Linked DNA regions of Mus musculus: region 2 is linked to region 1. The links are chromatin loops, found by intact Hi-C in ENCODE. Cell type or tissue: gastrocnemius. All regions are shown on one strand.

Evidence for each region. A loop is a pair of places that touch in the nucleus more often than their neighbours do. Peaks named below come from ENCODE experiments on the same cell type or tissue, not always from the same donor. Only the 100,000 strongest peaks of a DNase experiment are listed, where the experiment ranks them.
Region 2: a loop joins it to region 1, with 2.2 times the contacts of the local background. A loop is called at or near these places in 6 of 42 quality-filtered maps.

What each region holds. Positions count from the first base shown.
Region 1 is chr19:37,047,698-37,055,697 of GRCm38, forward strand. It overlaps Cpeb3 (cytoplasmic polyadenylation element binding protein 3), which reads right to left. Exons shown (of 11, transcript NM_001290827.1): 9 at 6,563-6,677. Among named protein-coding and RNA genes, the nearest start is that of A330032B11Rik, 120 kb to the right of the region's middle. In gastrocnemius, a CTCF peak has its summit at 3,170 (motif pointing right); DNase peaks (open chromatin) are centred at 3,178 and 3,976; H3K27ac peaks cover 3,172 bases.
Region 2 is chr19:37,170,772-37,178,771 of GRCm38, forward strand. It overlaps Cpeb3 (cytoplasmic polyadenylation element binding protein 3), which reads right to left. Exons shown (of 11, transcript NM_001290827.1): 2 at 3,196-4,214. The coding sequence starts at 4,203. A330032B11Rik (RIKEN cDNA A330032B11 gene) reads left to right here and starts at 3,072. Exons shown (of 3, transcript NR_045329.1): 1 at 3,072-3,262; 2 at 5,244-5,305. In gastrocnemius, a CTCF peak has its summit at 3,870; DNase peaks (open chromatin) are centred at 1,976, 3,699, 4,007, 4,553 and 5 more places; H3K4me3 peaks cover 6,725 bases; H3K27ac peaks cover 6,721 bases.

The DNA of each region.
Region 1 (8,000 bases):
CTTTGAAGAAAAGTAAACAATAAAAAGCAAACAACTGTTTACAATGGGCCGTCTACTCAACTCACAAGTCTTCCTGAACTCATACTGTGCTTAAAACCTAAAGTGATACCCCTTAACTACTAACCAGGGTTTCCAATATTCAACAGCAGTCACCTTTTCAGTAAGTAATCCCTTTTCAATAATTTTAATACTAAAAGAAAGCAGAAAGAGAAACTTAAATCCATCCTGTACTGGATGGGTGACTAACAGAAGCAGAATAATACACTTCTCTTAAGTTCTACAAATCTCCATTCTGTGAGTTCCCCATTTTTAGTATTTATTTTTATTTGTATGTGTTGCAGAGACTAGACGAAGGTGTTGAAACTCTTGGATCTGGAAGTGCTAGGCACCTGTGAGCCACCCAGTGTGGGTGCTGGGACTTGAACTCTGTCCTCATGATTGAACAGCAAATGTTCTTAAGTGCTCGCTGAACTATCCCTCCAGCCCCAAGTTTTCCTTTTCTTTTTTTAAATAGAGGATGTAAGTTTACCAGAAATGTTGCGACATACAATTACTTTAGAGGCTAGGCTTAGAAGTTTCTCTACATCGAGTATCGTTCATGAACACAGGAGAGTCCTGCAAATGCCCCTTCCTTCTGACGAGAGGAAAGCAAGGGTGAAAAGACAGGCTACCGTTCTGACTTTCTGGAAGGGAGAAAGGAAAGCAAGACAATCAGTAATTGTTTAGACAGACAACTAAACCTTCATGGATTCCTTCATCTGGGTCTGCACAAACGAACCATAACCTTGCCGTGAAAACTGAGTCTTCAACCAAGGGTATGTCCTATTGAGTAAGCCTATGAGAGTGAATCCTCAGCCTGAACCTCCTTCAGTAGAGTGGATAGGATAATTCCCTGGAGGACAGTAAGAAACATTAACCTAAGGAAGATGTGGGCTCAAGAACCGAGCATACAGAGTGTGGCGTCTACATGGCGGTTATGTAGGCAACAGGGAAGAGTCTACAAGGAAGTGCCTCAAACCACTTCTGACCACTCCCAGTGTTCTCAGAGTCTGCCTGGTCACCAGAAAAGTGAGAAGCCGGCAGGATTCATAGATGTGTGTGAGGGCATACTGCATTTTAGACCATATGCTCATATCACTTCATGGTCAGCTTCCATAGTAGCAGCAAGAGTACCGTGAGCCCTGTTCCCGTGATGGCTCCCACTGAGCTTCATTGTGTCACACACCAGAGAGGGAAGCAAGAGTAATGTAGCTGTGGGAAGCATACAGTTCTCATGAACTCCATTTTGTGGTGACTATACTTCTGAAGTTGAATCTGAACCCATCATGGTTCCCTGGATCGGCTCCTGATTCTTTAGAGATAAGAAAAAACCTTTAGTTCACCAGAAAGGAAGTCTTGCTGATTCTCCCCACTCCCATCTGCCTTGGGGTTCTGTTCCTCGTGTTTAGTTGCTGTTCAAAGCCAGCCTGAAGGGCAGTGTCTAAGACTGGAACACCGAGAACCAAGTAGGGCGGCAGAGGAATGAGGATCCCCGTGACCCGGAAGTCCACTTTTTCTCTTTGGAGATAACACATAAAACGGGCAGGAACAAGGCATGAAGCCCCTCAGGACGACAAGGCAATCCTGGCTTCTGGAAGGAAGGAGCATGAACATTCTGGGCTTCCCATAATCTTTATGCTAGTTCACGAGGGGTCAAGAGGAGGCATGTTCAGACCTTTACTCTGTCAGATGAACCCCAAAACATTTTTAGATGGATGGCATTGAAGCACTCAGTCAGAAAGGGAACTTTAATTTCACTAAATCAAACTGGTGCCAAATTGCTCCTTTAACTAGCCGCCCTCCCAGATCTTCCCTGGATAAAACAGTTTTCATCAGCACAGAAAGCCTGGAGCTGAAGCACAGAAACAAGAAAGACTTGACACGCTACTTGAATAATGGCTCCTACTTTCTAAAATGCCAAGTCTACTGCTTATAGCCTCTCAAGGTCATCATAAATGTGAATGGTGAATGAGCCGGCTCCAAGCACACAGCTGAGAACACAGTGACACCTGACTGCTTCGTTTTGTTTCCTCCCTGCTTGTAAATCTTTGCTTTGAATTAAGCTGGCTTCCTCTCTGCTCTATAAACATCAGTTCATCCTAGCCTAACTTTGGCTTTCTGCTGGCTCAGTCTGTAGTGGATATGACAATGTCTGACAGGATCTGTAGACAAAAGGTTTGTTTGGGAAGAAGAGGTGGAACACATACCAGCATTACAAAGTCCTTGGCTTTACAAGCACTTCAAACCTGGAGTTTATTTGGTCACTTCAGACTGAACTTGGGACTGGATGAGAAACGTCTACTGCTGAGAAACTTGATATTCAGCACTTTTGGTCATCTACCACCTCACAGAACAGAAAGGGATATGGTGACAAGTCAGAATGCGATGCCATCCCCAGCTCAGGTGAACTGCCAGAACATTTGTGCAGAATGTCTGCACCACATGAACGTGAGACACATTGAGATGTAGACTCTCTCCAGCATTTATCTGGACATAGAAGCCATCATACGGCATTGGGGGTAGGGAGAAGAAAACTTCAAGATCTGCCATGGACTATTAGCAGGGTGAAAAAGAAAGGAAAGGGGAGAATGGTCAGAGCAATAGTCAACGAAGAACAAAGAAGCCATAATAGAGACGCCGTAATAGAGACACCATAAAAGGCTCTTGGAGCTCAAGGCAGCAGCCTCTCCAGACGCCGCCGCTCTGCAAGGCCAAGTCTGATCAATGCTGGAAGAAGTCATCAAGTGAAGAGCATGGTTTGAAAGAAGAGATTCCAAAGCTTAGTTACTTTAGTGGTCCCCAAATCAGACACCTAAATCAAGAAGACGGAATGAAAGAAGCGCACATGCGAATGAAGTCGAGAGCATTGGGGAGCGAGATGGTTCAGTCTCCTCCACTTGGTCCCTTCACAACCCTCAGCCTGACACTGACTTACTGTCTGAGTGAAGAGGTGTGCAGGCGTGTGTGTACTGGAGATGAGATGTCCTAATGCCGTAGGGCTTTTCCTGAATGGGCATTCAGGAAAAGATGTTACTCCTATCACATGGCCAAAGGTCAGCATATGGTTGTCTCTGTAGCCAGCAGAAAAGCAAACTGCTTAGTTCTTTTGTAGACTCTAAAGAATATGCAAACTTTAGCCACATGGGGGCAGGATGGATCTACCTACAGCTTTCTTCCCCCTCAAGGTGAAAGGCATCCAGATCTAAGAAACACCAGATTTGGAGCAGTCACTCTTAGCTTGCTGCTGTTACTCATAGGAGTAATAGAAAGGGGGCAAGAGATGAGAGTGATGTGCACTGACCTCTACCTACAACTGATGGATGAGAAATCTCATCCAGATATGCTCTTCATTGGGTTTCTCCATGCTCAGGTTAGTTTCGATAGGCCTGTGACTTCCCTTACCAACCTGACCTGGGTATGACGGTTCACACCTGGCAGGAGGATTATGAGTTTGGTGACACACAGTCACCAGAGTAAGAACTGTCTCAAAATAAATAAATAAATTAAAAAATAAATAAAATTTTAAAAAGATAAAAAGATTTTGTCAAAGAGTAGGAATATTTAATTAGATGGATACCCTCAGCCCATTCAGGACAGTACTTGCTTCTTAGAGGACTTTCTATTAGGATGGATACAGGCTAACTTTAGGAAACCGATCAGTGATCACAGTCCCTATCTCACAATGTCAAAAGTAAAGCAAACAAGAACCTCAAAGGAGCTAAAGGAATAGTGTAGGTGGGGCATTCCAATCACTCTGACGTGTTAAAGGACAGGTTTCGGCCAAGGATAAAGTGAAATTTATCCCAACAGCCAAAGCCTGACCTACTGAGTGAGGCCCAGGGAAGGACTTTAGAATACTTTGTAAAGAAAGCACTCATCGCCTGGAGAGTGGCTTGGGGTTAGGAGCACTGACTGCTTGTGCAGAGGACCCGGGTCTGCTTTCCCAGCATCCATGTCACATGACTGAAGCACCTGTGCCTCCAGCTCGGCCCTCGGCCCCCACAGGCACCCGTGAGCATGTGCTGCTCAAAAACTCTGGCAGGCACAATAAACAAATAAACAAACAACAAACCTTTTAAAAAGTCCAATATTTCAAGACCAAATTTCAAAATCTTAAAGAATATATATGACTCAGTCTTCGACTGTCAATATGTCTCTTGTGTTCTGCTCTGAAAACTTTGGTTTCCTATATAAAATTTCCTGTTTAACACAACAGTGAGATACTCACTCAGTTCAGGATGGCACACCCTGGCTTATCTATTAAACAGTGGGCTTCCTATCCACCTAGCTACCAGCTGCCCTCTAGAAGTACTGTCAAGTGTGCTGAGGGACACTTCCAGAAGACCGAGTGACTAGATCTCTGTTATATAGCCACCAAAACAAACCAATTAAGACAAAAATAGCTAACTTAAAAAAGAAAAGAAATCCAAGAAAAAAGAAAAGAAATTCAATCCTAATTATAGGTATATTCTCTAGGCAAAGAACACAAATCTTATTTCTGATTAGATACCTGGATATAATTCTTTTTAAAATACTTCCCCCGCCCTGCACTCCGAGAAGGCTTGTTTGAGCTTACTATGCAGCTAAGGATAATACTGAGCTCTTGCTCCTCCTGCCTTCTTCCAAACACAGGGATTGCAGAGATGTCATTCTTGCCTGATCCTAGAGCTTGCAGCATCCTGCTGATATTTAACACTGGGTACAATGTAGCTTATAAGCTGCGCTTCTAGTGACTTAAAGACAAGGCCTGACTAGTTAAAAGCTAGTGGTACTTTTTATGATTGTGGGGCATTGTTTTTAGACAGCTTCACTGAGACAAGTTGGCCTGGAACTCTGGAGGCCCACCGTCTTCTGATTAGGGTTCCAGGTGTGTGTCTCCATGTCCAGTTTCAGGACTTTTAAAGATTCTCATGTAGAAAGAGTGCAGGGGTCAAACCTTAAAACAACTTCCACTGCATTGTAGTCACTGCAGTGTACAGCAGTGACTGTCCAACTGTAAAATCCATGTGCAGTGAAAGATATCAGTGAGGGTTCCTGTCCTTCTCCAGCCTCGCACAGCGACAGTCACAAGGGATGCGAGTGCTTCTTGGCACCCACCTGTTCACGTCACCTCTTTGTGCAAACACCCATCTAACTCAGATCAAAAGGCTGCGTCATGTTTCAGCCTCCTTGTTCCCAGTGAGGTGGCCCTTCCTAGATTTTACCAAGTGGTGTTGGCTAAGGAAGAGGGCTCTCACTGCTTTGCTTTCTTTCTTTTGGAATAGTTTTTCATTAGAAGAAAAAGCAGACCCCAAAATCTCTGACTTTTAGAAATAATGTAAAATTACCATAATCAAAATATTTTAAAAGTTCCTCAGAATAGAATTATGATTGTATCCCATTCGGTTTAGCCCAAAACTCAAACTCTCCCTGCTTCAATCTCTCAGTGCTAGAGTTACAAGTGTGAGCATCAAATTTAGGAAGATACCTTTATAGAGTTGTAAAGTTTTGTTTGTTTTTAATGTGTAGACTGGAGTTAGAATTCAAATAATGTTGAGAATTCTTCAGCGTTTTCTGTGTAGCTCAGGCTGGCTTTGTATTCACTCAGTAAGTGGTAGCTCAGGCAAGAGTCAGGTTTAAAAAGCATCTTGTGTCAGACTCCAGAGTGCGTGGCTGACAGGCATGTGTCACTGCTCATGACTTGTCTCCAGGTTTAAACAGTGAAGCATCGGTTCAATACCCCCTCAAGTCTCTAGTTCATTAGGACTCAGCTTGCCCTCAGCAGCACAACTGTTTTATCCTTGGAAACAAAACAGCAGCAGCAGCAGAGGTTGGGCCAGGTGGTACAGGCCTGCAATCTCAGCCACTTGAAAGTTTGGGGAAGGAGGATTCCAAGGCCTGCCTGGTCTACACAGTGAGTCCAGGCCAGCCTGGCAACTCTGTGAGGCTGTCAGAATAAATGCGGAAGGTGGGCTGAGGATATGAACACTTGTCTAGTTGTGTCAAGTCATGGGTTCAATCCCCAGTACTACACCAAACACCCACCACAAAACAAGAGCTTCTCCAAAATCATGATTAAAAAATTATCATTCATTTCTGGAACTCATAAGAACTAGTCAGATCCCACCTGGCTGGGAAGGCTTAGAGGCAGAAGTTGATTCCCAGGCACAGTCCCCAGCCACAGCTTGGCTTCTGATTGCCTAGGCACCCAGACACATGGGCAGACTTCTGACAGGGTGCCTGTCGTCTGAAACAACACTAAGTGGCATGAGCGTGCACACTGCCAGATATTATTATTTTAAACATGTGGGTATAAAGGAAAGAACTAAATAGACCTCACCCTTTCCACAGAATGGTTTAATGAAATCGACTCCCACACCACAAGGATACACAGCATTTGGGGGAGATTCTCAACCATTAGGCCGTCGCTCAGTGAACTGCCATGGCAGGCTTCCCTTTGAGGCTGAGGGTGGCTGACTGGAGAGCCAGAGCTAAGGCATTGGGGACTCAGCGCTTTTGCTGTGCTGTTTCTATTTCCACTCACCAGCTCGAAGGGGTCGTGGAACTCCCCCAACAAAGATAGTTTTTCTGGGGTCCAAAGGCTGAGAGCCATCCATTACAAAGTCACTGTCACTTAGGTTCCACGGTCGGATTTGCACCTGAAAAAAAGGCGTTTACTTGGTCCTTACTTCATTTCCATCAACTCCAAATGAGAATAAGATGACTCAAGACACACCACACCCACTGTGCATTTTTACAACATCCAAGTTCCAAACAAAATCAAGTTAATTACTTAATACGGTCTGCATGAAGTGTCATTATCTTGGGGAAGCCACTCAATGCTCCAGACACATATCATGAACCCCGCACAAACCACCCGTGTTATTAAAGGTAGTCTTCAGCAGATTCTGAGCTTTGAATCCAGTTCATCTGAACACATCACAGAGTGTTGATAACCATTTAGCTTTTTGTAATGAATCCAGCTAAAAGGAACAGAAACATTAGGACTACTTTCTGAGAATTATCTATATTCCTGGATTTTCAATTCTCATCACCATCCCAAGTTAAAAATATTTACCTTTTAAACAATATGACTTAACACAGATTAACACTCAAGTTAGCAAACAATTACAGAGATGGCAAACCCTGACACTTAGAGAACAGTATCTAATTTAATTATTATACTGATTTTTCTACACAAGGTTGGTTAAATAAAGGCAAATGTTGTGTGTGTATGAGCTCACATGCAAGAGACAAAGATGGACACATATTCACACATACACACAGATTGAGAGGAGAGGAGAGAGACGGAGACAGAGAAAGAGACAAAGATAGGGGACAGAGATGGGGAAGAGAGCTGTTGTTTGTTGCAGGAGTTGGCATTCTCGTTTTTTAGTATGTCAGTTCTAAGGCAGTAGCTGCTGTAGGAAGCACCTTTAACTGCTGTGCCATCTCACCAACCCATAAAAGTTTAAAGAATATAAAAAGAAATCATTACAACTTATTTTCTTTTCTAAATTTCTGAAAATTTTTCTTTTCTTTTCTTTCTTTCTTTTTCTTTTTTTTTTTTTTTTTAAGATTTATTTATTGTAAGACACTGTAGCTGTCTTCAGACACACCAGAAGAGGGCATAAGATCTCATTATGGATGGTTATGAGCCACTATGTGGTTGCTGGGATTTGAACTCAGGACCTTAGGAAGAACAGTCAGTGTTCTTAACCACTGAGCCATCTCTCCAGCCCCTGAAAAATTTTCTTATTCAAGTGTGAATGTGTGTGTGTTGTATATGTATACATGCATAGGCATGCATGCATTCCAGGTGTGTGTGTGTGTGTGTGTGTGTGTGTGTGTGTGTGTGTGTGTGTGTGTGGTGTATGTGCATGCATGGTCAGATGAGTGTAGAAGTCAGAGGACAATTTGTGGACAATTTTTCTCTCCTTCCAGCTTTCTGTGGGTTCTGAAGATAGACCTCAGGTTATGAG
Region 2 (8,000 bases), 120 kb after region 1:
GTACTGAGTTCAAGGACAGCCAGGAATATCTATGCAGAGAGACCCTGTTTCAAAAACAAAACAAAACACAACACAACAACAATAACATAACCCAGACTTTTCACAATGTTGGCCAAAGTATCCTCCTGCCTCAACCTCTTTTGACTGAATACAGGTATGCACCACTCAGTACAATGCTACTTAAAAGCCATAAAGGTCTAACTGGAGAGATGCAGTGGGTGAGAGCACTTACTATTCTTCCAGAATCCAGGTTCAATTCCCAACACCCACATCTGAAGGTTACTGAACATAATTCCAGCTTTAGGGAATCAGATGCCCTCATCTGGCCTAGGCAGGTACCTGCACATACACAGCACATACTCTCACAGACAAATACAAATAAATAATAATTTAAAAATCTAAAAAAAAAAAGACCCTAAAGAACTGTTTTAAATAAGAAATAGAAATGAGACACAGAGTACATATAATTTTTCTTGAAGCCAAACAAAAAATGTTTACTTTTAATCAAATGATTCAATCATTTTGCCCACTCAATAATATTTCCATCTATCACAACAACAAAAAAGTGCAAAGTACAATTATGTTTTGCCTTAGAAGCATCATTGGCAAAGGATTTGGCAAAGGATTTGTTGAGAAACACTAGCAATCCTCATGCTACTGGTGCTCCATACAAGGGATTGGTGAAGAGGGAGGGAGGGAGGGAGGGAGGGAGGGAGGGAAGGGGAGAGGGTGTATTTTCAAACATATGTAGAGGCCAGAGGTCAGTGGCATCGTCTTCCTCTATGAAAACTCAGGGTTTTTTAATGTGGATGCTTCAGACCAAAATTCAAGTCCACATATGTTTTTATGGCAAACACTTTAGCAACAAAGCTATATCTCAGACCCCTCTCCAAAATTTTGGATTATATTCTTTCCAACTTCTTCCTTCTCTTCCTCCTCTCCCCCTGGACTTTCTTTTTCTTTCCTGTTTTGTTTTGTTTTGTTTTGCTTTCTCAGACAGGGTTTCTCTGTGCAGCCCTAGCTGTCCTGGATTTCACTATGTAGATGATACTAGCCTTGCCTTAAAAAAGTCAGAGTTTGATGCCAGAGCCCACATAAAGGTGAAGGAGAGAATGGATTCCATAAGGTTTTCCTCTGATCACCAAACATGCACCAGGCATCCATCTCTCTCTCTCTCTCTCTCTCTCTCACACACACACACACACACACACACACACACAGACAGACACAGACACACACATTCACAAATCCTTTAAACATTAAAAAGGAATTTGGATTATCTTTTCTGAATGGGTTTGGATAGAAAGCCTCAGAATAAAAAGAGAAACTGTCAAGGCAGCAGCCCCTCCTTCCAAGTACCAACTACAGCAGAACCTGTCCTGCTCACCTCCCTCTGCCTACAGAACTAATCCCAGTCATGAAAATCAACTTTAGAATGGAAAGAAGCAAGATATGAAAGTGGTAGCAGGAGTCTGCAGCCCAGGAGGTGGAGGCAGGAGGCTCGGGAGTTGAAGGTCATCCTCAGCAATCAGCAGGAGCTCATCTAAAACTGTGCCTTACTATTCAAATGCCCTGTTCCTGGAGGACCCTTCTGAAAGCATGTGAGAGCCTTGCTCACTGCAGCCTCTACTTAGGACTAAGAGTGTGTTCAACATGAGCAGGAACTAGGTACCAGCCTGAGCACCACCCAGAAAAACCCAAACCCAAACAACAAAACTCTCCTAAACACAATTTAGAGCTTTCATGGGTCTCCTTCAACTGTTCAAAACAAAAATTCTGGCTCTAGCCCAGAGACATCCTTTCAATAATCCCATTTCCTTCGAAATGATACAACCCACCCCCCAAACATCGGAAAGGTAAAAACCAGCAAACTGACGGCTCCATCTGTGCCAGGTTGAGAGCCTTCAACCTCTGTCAAACTGCCAGGCTAGCGTCTGTCAGCGGGGGCCGAAGGATTCCTTTTCTTTCCTTTTTGAGACAAGATCTTGTAAGAAACACAGACCGAGCTGGAAGTCCCAATCTCATCGTCCAGCCTTGGTGGTGAACTACAAGCTGTAACCACCACACCCAGCCTTTCTCTTGTAGGGAAGCTTATGGCCAAATCACTTCACAGGCCCAGGGTAAGTGCCTATTAGACAGCAAAGGTTCCCAATGAACACACACACTCAGTTCCCCTTTCTGATCCAAAGGCCCAGGATCCTGTCTACTGCTGTGGCTACAGACCACATGAAAAAGCAACAGAAACAAGGACACTTTGTCCATTCAATCTTTTCGTCCGGGGCACTTCCTGGATTTTTCATTGGCATTTAATACCGAGGGACAAGACTCATTTTTCATTAAAGTTGCAAGACTTTCACTTTGCCCAGTTTCAAATGGTGTAATTGATCTGCATTGTCTTAAATAACCCAACTGGTGAAGGACACTGCAGCTTTAAATATTTCAGTGCTAGTTAGCAAATAGACTCCATTGCAATATGGCTCTGAAGGTCGTGTCCTATTGTCTCTCTCCTCTGGGGGAAAAATTTTTTTTAAACCTTCTTTTAAGTAACATGGGACTAGTTCTCCCTAAAATTTCCACTCTTTCCACTTCGATCCCTTATAGTTCCGGGTATTCATTGGATTCTCACACTCGTAATTTTCCTGCCAGGGCAATATGCTGATTATTAATGATTCCAGCACCTTAGACATAAACACATGGGTTCACATTAGTTTAGTTGGGCATAGGCAACTATTTGAAATAGCACCACTCAAAGGCTGTTAACAAACCAGGGTGATTTGGGCGTGAATGGCTTTTGGTCCGCACCTTGAGCCTAGTATTGCGTAACCTGAAAATGTGTAGCTACTTAAAATGATAGGAATCTCAGCCTACTCCTCCTGGGACTACTCCCGCACCTGACTATACACTTGCGGCTTAATTTGTCAAAGAAGGCCAAAATAAAAAGCACAAGCACAGTGAAGGAGGAAATGAACTGGGGGAAAAAAGCCCTTTCCTACCCTCAAGCAGTCACAATGTCCACTCAACTTCGCCCCCACCCCCACCCAGATTGGATGGAATGGACCCGGTGAACCAGAGGATTTGGAGGGTGCTGGAATTTGCTGTGCCTTCTAAATAACAGCGAGTGGACCAATTAAAATAACTAGGAAGAGGGGAGAAACATGCGAGAAGAAGGAGTGTGCAAGAGCACAGGGACTTTACCTGAAAAGGCAACAGATTGTTACCATTATCGGTCCGGAAAGCGTTATCCTCCATCCAGGACTTGGAGGTGAGCGGGGCTGCACGAGGGAACTTGGGTGGAGCGATCACATTGCTGGAGAAGGGCTTTTTGAGCGGCGAGATGGGGTTAAGCGGGGAGGGTACCCCCACACCTACACCCACGCCCACGCCGACCGCGCGGCGAGGGTCTCGGCCCGCCTGCAGGCCACCCCACGGGTTGGACGGAGCACTCCAGGCGGCGTTCACGCTCTGGTGCGTGTTCCAGCTGGACGAGGCCGAAGAGGCAGCGGCCGCGGCCGCAGCAGCCGCGACCGCCGAGGATGAGGACGGCTTGCTGGTCATGATGGGCTGGTGGCCGTAGGCAGCGGCGCTCCTCTGCGCATAGGGCGCCTGGCTGGGGCTGGCGGGCGAGCGGCGTTGCTGCGAGGGCTGCGCCTGCGGGGGCTGCGCGGGCTGCGGCGGCTGCGGCGCGGGCGGTGGAGGCTGCTGATGGTGCTGGGTCTGCGCCAGGCCGATCTGCGGCGAGAAGGTGCCTCCGAAGACCGGGTTGACGTGGTGCGGGAAGTTTTGGAAGAGCATGGTCCCGTTGACTGGGGTGATCCCCTGGAAGAAGCTGTCCTCCACCGCGTTTGTAGTGCCTGTGGACCAGGTGCTGCCGAAGGACGGCGACAGCGACGCTCCGGGCGCCGTGGGCTCCTGCGGCGGCGGCGGCTGCTGAGGGGGCTGATGGAAACTCAAGCCCGGCAGGAGCGGCGACTCCATCTGCATCTTGTCGGGGCCGTTGGGGGCTGGCGGAGCCGAGGCGGGGCTGAGGGCCGGCACTGCGCTACTGTCTTCGGGCTTGGGGATCTCTGAGGAGAGGGGCGTGGACGGGGCTTCAGCTGCGCCGGGCTCGGGCTGGAGCTGTTGCTGCTGCTGCTGCTGCTGCCGCTGCTGCTGCTGAGACTGGGGCTGGGTTTTGCTTTTGTCCATCAGTAAATCATCCTGCATGGTTTGCGCAGCTGAAACGGGAAGAAAGAGAGATGCGTTATTGTCAGTGTGATCATGAATGCCCCTCACTGAAGCGGGCGGGTGTTTTACTTGCGAAAATCCAGTGCCACCGCCACTAGCCAATTGCAATGCAAATCCATAATCTCGCATTTAGAAGAACAAGTCGGGCTGGGAGGGGGGTGGGGGGAGCTGGAGGGATCGAGCAAGGTCTCTAAAAATACTGTGAGAGCGTCTTCACCCTTTCTGACGTCTCGGCCCCTTTTCTGTGTTAGTGAGAGATGTGCTTATAAGACAGAAAGACAGCAATTTCGCCACGTCTCTTTTCCCTTCACCGGAACTCAGAGCGTTCACCCTGCAATGAGAAACTGATTCTGGTTCCTGTTTTTTCCCAAGCACCACCCTCCCCCAGTTATTTGCATACGTCAATAAATAGTGCTGCGTCCTTCAGCAAGGTTAAAAAGACTTGGTACACGACCCTCTTTCCCCCTTCCCCAGCTGGAGCACTTAGAAACCATTTTTTAAGCCGACTTAGCCCTCTTGATTAGCAAACTGCCTTCTTGCCTCGGATGATTGTTTCATTTGGCTGCAGCGAACCTCGAGAGACAAAATCTTTGGCATTTGTTGGAAGAACTCAGCTGCACAATCATTCTCTGGCCTCTCCGTAGCGGCAGCTACTCCATTTTGTTAGGAGACGTTTTAATATAAAAGAAACCTCAGTTTTTAGAAAAATGAAAATCGCCGGGCGTGGTGGCGCATGCTTGAAATCCTAGTACTCTGAGGGAGAGGCAGAAGGATCAAAAATTCAAGGTCAGGCTTAACTATTTAGCCAGTTCGAGTCCAGCCTGGTATATAAGAAACCTGACTTTAAAAAAAGAAAGAAAGAAAAGAAAAGAAGTAAAAGAAAAGAAAAAAACCTACTGAAACGTTTAGAAGTGTTTGCTTCTTATTACTCTAAGGATTGTGGGTTTTCTGCTTATTCTCCGATTTTCTCCTCTCCAGTTCTGCCGCCCAAGTGATTTACTGGCTTCTTGGCATTTCAGGTCTCTACGGGAGCCTGAGAAATTCTCTGCAGAGTGGAGAAATGCTTCTGCTTGGATTTGAGGTCAGAGGGAGGAAGGTGGGGAGTGAGGAGGGGAGGGGAGGGAGTCTGTGAGATGGAGAGGGGGCGGGACTTTAAAAATGCATCTGAGATTTAAGTAGACAGTCAAGATAATTCTGGGGTTGCCAGATTTTCATTTTTGAATCCTCCTGCTGCTGCCTCGGTCACAAGACTGGCAAATTTAGAATCCATTCTTTTATCACTAGTATTAGCAATGAAAGACTATGGTTTGACGACCCTGAATTACCATATGCTAGCAACTGTTAAAAATAGAGGAGTACAAAGTCCCAAATTCTCATACATTGTAATTATAGTGCATTACCCTCACTGCTTCATTTAGCCATATAAGGAGTGTATGGTATTTTCCACTTCACATAGCAGGGCTATATTCACCTATGTCATACAACCTGTTTTCTTACTCAAGGGTGAAAACAGTAATCATTCAAAACCAAGAGATTTCCATGCATGTAGTTATCATTGAATGAGCTTGTCTCAGAATATGTTTAATTGCTTTAAATATCTGAATATTACAGGGCTGAGACCTTGCAAACAAATATTTTGAAATTTTAAAGGAGCTATGACCAAACATATAATTATTTTTAGATGATGATTCAGTATAATTGCAATAAAGTTATTAATATATTTAATATAGTTAATTAACTCATATACTGGAGAAGCATCTTCCTTGGGACATTTGTAAAGGGCATTCAGACACACACACAACAGTTCTGCCTTTGGACTATTCAAAATAACAACTCTTAAAATGGAGGTGGTATCGCTCTTAACTATTACACAAAGGATAACAGACAAGAAGTTGGATTCACAGTTCTTTTTTTATTAAAGCTATGATTAAAGTACTTAACAGATACCATCTTTCAAAGTTTTATATACGAAGAGCATAGTGAGCTTCAGGAAACACCACTTCTCTCAGCCGCCTTACTTTCCTTTTTATTCCTCTCTTCCCCTCTCCTAAAAAAAAAAAAAAAAAAAAAAAAAAAAACCCAGCCCAGTATAATAGAGCATGCACCAGGGATTGCCTGCTACTATCAATAAAGCCTGCTTCAGATTGCTTTTCTTTTCCTCAGTTCCCTCTATCTGGAACAATGGCTTTGATTAGTGTTATAAATAGAGCACAGAGAGGAGAGTGGACCTTGGAGTCAGACAGCACGAAGTTCCATCCCTGCCAAAGAGGGTGGTCACAGAGTCATCTCCTACCTCCTCCTTACGGTGCTGCAGTAGACCATTGTACCTCTGGAATTTGAGTGCTTTGATAAGCTAGAACTTTCTTTACAATAGCTTTATCATCATGGCTGAAATATGTACTGGATTATAATTTTAGTATCACCCAGCTATTCTCATTGCTTGTAGTCAACACTTTTGTTAATGCCTTTAGCTTAAACTGCATTAAAACCCCAAGCCAAAAAGTAACCTAGGCTTAGAATATTTTATAATGGCTTTAATTAATAGTAACACTATAACATTAAATTCTCAAAATATTCTAACAAAACACTCCATGTTTTTCAGAATGCTCTTTAAAAATAATACAAATTTAACTTTCTGTATTAAATTCACTCGGTCAAGGTCAAGACCCACCTTTTAATATGATCTTTTAAACAAAAGCTAAGTCAGTGACTAATATAAAATTTACAAAGTCAATATGTAACATCCTTAAATAACTGCCTGTATAATTTGATTTGGAGGTTTTTTTTTCTTTGCTTATATATAGCAAAGTCTGAGAAATAGATTCCTGTTTCCCCTCCCCCACCGCACACAATAGACCGGCTTTTACATGCAATTGCCCAATTTCAAGTAACAAATTCATAGCAGCAGTTACCTTTAAGTGTCCAGTTTTTAAAGATCGATAAAATTGAAAAAAAAATGAATAGTATTTATTTCTTCTTTCGGGTTGATTATGTGACCGCTCTGGAAAAGCACTTTGACAACTGTAAGAAGAGTGGGCATGCGCACACAGAGAACTGTGGGGGCTGAAGTCCTTCACACGGTACTCTGCCTCTGCCCGGCTTCAGCACGTTCAGTCAGGAAAGGAGGAAGCCTCGTAAATACAGATTCCAAGGGGGAGAGTTTGTGCCCGGATTATATTATCGCTTCCTAACCAACATAAATCAGGAGTTGTTGAAATAAAAGAAGGAAAAATAAACTGGATTGTCAACTTGATTTAGGAAGCAAGGCTAAAAGAGAAAGTAGATTGTAAGACTCGGAATAAATAGATCCAGCAGAGCTACCTTAAATGGTATTATGATGGTAATGCCTGGGTAGCCAGCAATAGGAACCCTAGCCGAGAGAAAGAGATCAGGGTGTGGAAGAAAAAGAATAGATGGAGAACTACTAGGGAATGAAAACACTTAAAGCCCCCATCCCTGCTGCTTTCCTGGCACAGCAGACAAGACAAGACTACATACACTAGGCTAATCTGGATCCTCCAGCCTCGACCTCCTAAAAGCTGGGATTATAGATATGTACTGCCACACCTGCCTAAAGGAAACACTTTTAATACAGAATCTTTAAGTATACCTTAATACTAAATGTACTACTGACCTTGAAGACAAAAATCCGTTTTAATCACCAATGCTGGACACCTTATGTACCACAACCGATGGATGGAGATGGGGCCTCCCTATGTATGCACCCCTGGCTGTCTGGAAACTGGTTGTGTAAATCAAGCAGGCTTCAAAAGTGG